2 separate regions of the Mus musculus genome follow, and region 1 is linked to region 2. The links are chromatin loops, found by intact Hi-C in ENCODE. Cell type or tissue: left cerebral cortex. All regions are shown on one strand. Links, peaks and the distances in the headings refer to the core of each region. The heading gives the core; the rest is flanking DNA.

What was found. Hi-C counts contacts between places; a loop is a spot of excess contacts. Peaks named below come from ENCODE experiments on the same cell type or tissue, not always from the same donor. Only the 100,000 strongest peaks of a DNase experiment are listed, where the experiment ranks them.
Region 1: it touches region 2 in a loop (6-fold over the local background); 7 of 42 quality-filtered maps call a loop at or near these places.

What each region holds. Positions count from the first base shown.
Region 1 is chr1:175,922,867-175,925,786 of GRCm38, reverse strand. No RefSeq gene overlaps it. Among named protein-coding and RNA genes, the nearest start is that of Becn2, 4.0 kb to the right of the region's middle. In left cerebral cortex, for the core only: a CTCF peak has its summit at 1,754 (motif pointing right); a DNase peak (open chromatin) is centred at 1,748.
Region 2 is chr1:175,035,865-175,038,784 of GRCm38, reverse strand. No RefSeq gene overlaps it. Among named protein-coding and RNA genes, the nearest start is that of Grem2, 120 kb to the right of the region's middle. In left cerebral cortex, for the core only: no CTCF peak of the experiment used is centred there; no DNase peak of the experiment used is centred there.

The DNA of each region.
Region 1 (2,920 bases), core at 217-2,716, 890 kb before region 2:
TATTCTCAAAGCATGCTTACACATGAGTGTTTGAAGCATCCATAATATACTTGGGTAACAGAAGATTGTATCCAGGTCCTGATATTTTCTGAAACACACAAGCAGTTGTCAGTGTGCATTTAAACGTTCGGATTCACTGGGTCTGTGAGTCTATTTCAGTGCCATACTAATACCAAGGAAACCCCCTTAAGGTCGAGTAGCAGGCCGGGCAGTGGTGGTGCACGCCTTTAATCCCAGCACTTGGGAGGCAGAGGCAGGTGGATTCCTGAGTTCGAGGCCAGCCTGGTCTACAGAGTGAGTTCCAGGATAGCCAGGGCTATACAGAGAAACCCTGTCCCAAAAAACAAAAAACAAAACAAAAACAAACAAACAAAAAAGCATTCAGTTGTGATCTTGTTATCACAAAATGGCCTCGGAACCTGAACTTCCTCCGAACCAGAACCTCCTCTTCCTTCTTTGTGCCTAAACTATGTATGGAAGGTTTCTATAGGTATTGCTTTGTTTTGTTTCTAAATTAAACTTATTTGTTATTTTCATTTTACAACTCCGTATCATCTCTTCCTCTCCTTCCAGCACCCCCTCACTCAAGTCCCCCCCACCCCCATGCCACCTTCCCCTTCTCTCTTAAGGGGAAACCCCCTTCTGGGTGTTACCCGCCCACTCCTCACTCCCCGTATTCTTTTCTTTCAATGGTGGGACAAACCAGTGGCGCTTGTATCCAAAACTGCCTTGAGGTTATAGCTGGACTCACAGAAGTCAGACCTGGGTTATACCATACCCAGGCTGGGGCAGAAATTCCAAATTTGTACATATTAGACATCTGGGCAAATAATTCTTAGTGGTGGAATGTATAGTATAGTATCCCTGGACTGTCCTTAATGTGGGGCACACAGGCTACACCCCTATAGTGAAACCAAAACTGTCTCCCAACACTGTCAAGCATGCTCTATGGGAAGAGTCGGGGCTTCTGAGAAGTACTGGTCTAGAGTCCACTCAAGACTACAAGTTTAGTCAGCAAGCTGGCAGCATCAGCATCACCTCAGACTCTGGCAGGATGTTGAATAACTCTACTCTCCTTCTTAGAGCCGCTTCCAAAACCCCCAGTTTCTCCAGATTCTCAGATGGTTTGTTTGCCCTCTAGGGTTGGCAGTTCCCAGAGTCTTTTGAGAAAGAATTAGCAGAATGGTTTGTCACTGTGTATCCCATCTGTCACTGTGTATCCCATCCATCTGGAGTTCAGATCTAAGTATGGAACACACACCTTCAGCTTGTTGCCCTGGGGAGAGCAAGGGTTTGGGCATCAGATGGCCCCAGGTCCAAAAGGGTCTTTGCTGAAAGTCTAATTGATTATTTAATCTATGTAATTTTATTCATATATATAGTTTTGGGGTTTTTTTTGGGGGGGACTGTTTGTTTTTTGAGACAGGGTTTCTCTGTGTAGCCCTGGCTGTCCTGGAACTCACTCTGTAGACCAGGCTGGCCTCGAACTCAGAAATCCGTCTGCCTCTGCCTCCCAAGTGCTGGGATTAAAGGCGTGTGCCAGCACTGCCTGGCTATTCATATACTAATAAAAATTTCTACCTAGGTTTCAAAACAGAGAAACCTTATGAGCAGACTACATGAAATCTGCACCCCTTGATTCAAAGTTGCCCAGTCAGTTGTATTGTCTTCCCAAGTGGTAAGAGTGTCCCTGATAGAACTCCTTCTGCCAGCCAGTTCAGAACTTGCCAGCTCAGAACCAAGAAGTACCACTAGAGGGCGGTAGCGACCATCTTTAGGTTTAGGAGAGCCAGTTTGAGGCCACTGAACCCTCAATTGCAAAAATTGTTGAGTATATATAAATGCCATAAAAATTATCTCTACCCAAGTGGAATACGACATATAAATGTTGAAGGTGCTGGCTAGTTTAACTTGACACAATCTAAAATCAGAGAGGAAAGAGCCTTAACTGAGAAAATTCCTCGAAAAGATGGGGCTATGGACAGCTCTGTAGGGTATTTTTAGTTAGTGAACCCATTAAGGGTGTGCCACCCTTGACCTGGAGGTCATGAGTTCTATAAGCTGACTGAGCAAGCCACAAGAGGCAAGCTGGTGAGCAGCACCCCTCAATGGCTTTGACAGCAGCTCCTGCCTCCAGGTTCCAGCCCTGACTTCCTTCAGTGATGAACAGTAATGTGGACATATAAGCCAAAAAATAGCCTTTCCTCCTCAACTTGCTTTTTGTCACTCTATGGTGTTTCACCACAGCAAATAGTAACCCTATGTAAAACAGGGAGAAGCAGAAGAGTAAATAATCTCCTTAGGAAAGCCTGTGGGTTATCAGAGGAACTGAGGAGCAAAGGAAACGAGGGTAAGGGTGAGAGCAGAGACTCTCTGGCTGCTGAAATAAGGACTTTTTCCAAATATGGATGTGATTTTATCCTTATAGGATGCCTTTGCCTAAAGATGAGCAGTTATAAACGTGAATTCTTCCCCAAACGCCTAGCAAGGCGTGTACAACCGCCAGCTGATGAAGCGCTAAAAGAGAATGGAATGTCTCTTGAGTTCGCAGCAGGCGCCGGCCTGTAATCTTTTAGGAAATGCTAAGGCAGGAGTATCTGGAACTTCCAGACTTGGGCTACATAGTGAGCTCTACCTAGGTCAATTGGAACAACTTAGTGAGTCCCTGTCTTAAAAAGAGAGCTGGAATTCAGTAGATCTTTCCTATTCTGTGCTATCACATAGGTCTTCCTTTCTTGTAAAAAACATACAGGAACTGACTATGTAGCTCTGGCTGGGCTGGCCTGGAACTCACTCTATAGCCCAAACTAGTCTTAAACTCACAAAGATCTACTTTCTGAGTGCTGAAGATTAAAGCCATGTATCACTATGACAGGCATTAATACATTCAAGGGACTCTGAATCAAAAAATGAATGAGCC
Region 2 (2,920 bases), core at 111-2,610:
TCTTTTCAAGCACCTGTGTTTTCCAATGCAGATTTATAAAACAATGAAACTTAAGTCATTGACACTCCAATGAGTTGCACTAGATTTTTAAAACCTGATATTATCTCACATAGCAATCCAACAGAATAGAATACTTTTCTGCCACCTTAGCTACAATCACAAATTCCCATCTGACACATAAGAAGAAGCTAGAGGATATCTCGGTCTTTAGGAGCTTCTGCTGGGGAGGTGAAGATGGAAGGCTCCCTGAGGATCCCTGGTTAATCAGCCTGGCTTTCTTGATGTGCACCATTTTGATGAGAAGTCCTGTTCCAAAAAACATTGTGGTCAGCACCTGAAGAATGACAGCTGAAGCTGATGTATAATTTACATGTCCATTCATGTACACACACACACACACACACACACACACACACACACAATCAGAATTTTCTAGGTCCACAGATATTCATGAAATTATACTATTATGACTTTGAGACGTATTAGTTCATCAATATATTTAGCTGCCCTTTTTAGAAAGGCACCATAGTAATATTTAATTATTAATTGCAAAATCTCCTCTGAGATGCTTTCCATGATCTGGGTCTACCAGTTAACCCCCTTTCATGCTCATGTATTGGGAAAAGCAAACCTTTACATCAGAGCCTTCCTGAACTCTGTATGATCCTATCCATCCCGCGTCTCTCCTCAGTTGCATCATTGAGTTGTTGATGCCAAATTTGTCCAAAAACAGCAGCACCACTGGCTTCCTCAGAACTAATACAGTTCACTCTTAAAAAGTTAAATGCAAATTGGGGACGTAACTCATTGATAGAGTACTGTGAGAAAACTCTGCTAAGTAAGACCAAATCTGTCATTGACCAGATAGTTAGCCTTCTGGGGCTGGGCACTGACCAGTTAGCCTTCTGGGGCTGGGCACTGTATGGATGATTCCCTTCATCGGCAGGGTTTCTCCTTCTCCGACCTTGTCTGGGGAGTTCAAAACTTCCCACACCTCTATCTGCAAAATGTCATGTGGCCTTGGTTAAGATTACAGGTTCAACTTCCTTTCTCATAATAAGGAGCTAGAGAAAGTACCCAAGGAGCTAAAACAAGGGGCAACTCTATAGGAAGATCAATGATATGAACTAACCAGTACCCCCCAGAACTGTTTCTAGTTACATATGTAGCAGAAGATGGCCTAGTCGGCCATCAATGGGAGGAGAGGCCCTTGGTCTTGAGAAGATCATATGCCCCAGTACAGGGGAATGTCAGGGCCAGGAAGCGGGAGTGGGTGGGTTGGGGAGCAGGGCGGGGGAGTGTATAGGGGACTTTCAGGATAGCATTTGAAATGTAAATGAAGAAAATATCTAATAATAATAATAAAAAGAACCCGTTATTCTAGTACCTGAGATTCCTGAAATGCTACCACATTCTAAGGAGGCATTTCGGTACTCTAGGCCTTCAACAAATGACCTTCCCTGCCTGGGCTTTCCTAGCCCCTGGTGGTATATAATTCCTGGTTCACCCTGAATAAAGTGTCTGCACCCACATTCACCCTCAATAAAACAATATGAACAAGCAAGGATTGTCTCAGAGGGCTGGTCCATTAAAGACTGCCATGGAGAAAGCCTTCGCCAGAAGGGGCCAAGCCTAAGACTCCTGAAGGTTTTCTCTTTTCCAGGCCCCTCATACTCAGCACTGTTTCCCAATAGGGCTAGATGGGGTTCGTTCTGGGTTCCACCTTGCCCCTCCTGTCTGGTATTGAACTGTCAACCCTGATTTCCTCTGCCCACAGTATACAGGTGGCGTATGGGTATTCAGAAAGGAGACCAGGAACCACAGCTTTCATCCTAGACCCCACTGTTTCCCCTTCCAGTCCAGCATATAGCGGCATCTAATGCCCCCATGGCTATGGACTCCCCATTCTGGACTTTGCCCTGCCTCCTTTATGTGACATGCCAGAGTTGCCTGTGTACCCCTGCCCCCGTGGAAGAGAGGCAGGCCCACAGTACAACAGAATAGTTGCATAGAGTGGGCAAGCCTCTGGGTTTCATCCACAATACCACAAAAAAGATGATGATGATGATGATGGTGGTGGTGGTGGTGGTGGTGGTGGTGGTGGTGTACTATATTGAACTGAAGAAACATAAAACCAAACATCCTAGCATCATATCCTTAAAAGAATCATCCATCCATATCCAGGGTAGTGGCAGTGGAAGAGGTTAACATGGTAACTCTGAAACGGTTAATTCCAAATAGACTCAGAAGCAGCACATACTTCATAATTGCACAATAACTTTAAAGGCAGTTTGCATGCAATTAGATGGATAGGTATAGTTAAGTAGCCATGACTTACCAAGACAGCAACTTAGGTATGAGTTCAGAGTTCCCTGAAGATGTTACTCCAATGTAAAGGACCAAGGTCTATGAGTGCTTAAGTGTTCTGCCTATGTGTATATATCCATGTGTCGCTAGTTCTCAAGTCAAGGGCCAAATGACTCTAACCAAACAATATTTTGATGAGTTAAGTGTAAATGAATTGTAAACATATGGATTAAATTCTCTTTAATACACTTGGATTTAAAAATTAAGAGAAAAATGCTTGGTAAAGCCAACTTTGGCTTTTGGCAAACCCAAGCTTTGGAAAAATTGCTGGAGATGTTCAATAACCCAACTGAGGAAAACACAGCCCACTTCCTCTCTCCCTTTTATAGAATCTGTATTTGTTCACACACATGGTCCCAAGAGAAGGCCACAGAGACATTTTGATTGGAGATGACGCCAGTCACTAAATAAGACTTTCCTCAGAAAATTCCTTGTTTATTCATGAACTTGTCAGGTATTTATGGTGCATAATTAATTAGGAAATCTTCTGATAAATTATCTCTCTTCCTTAGTATCCCAAAGAAGAAGGACGCCCACTTCTGCTGTGTGCTAA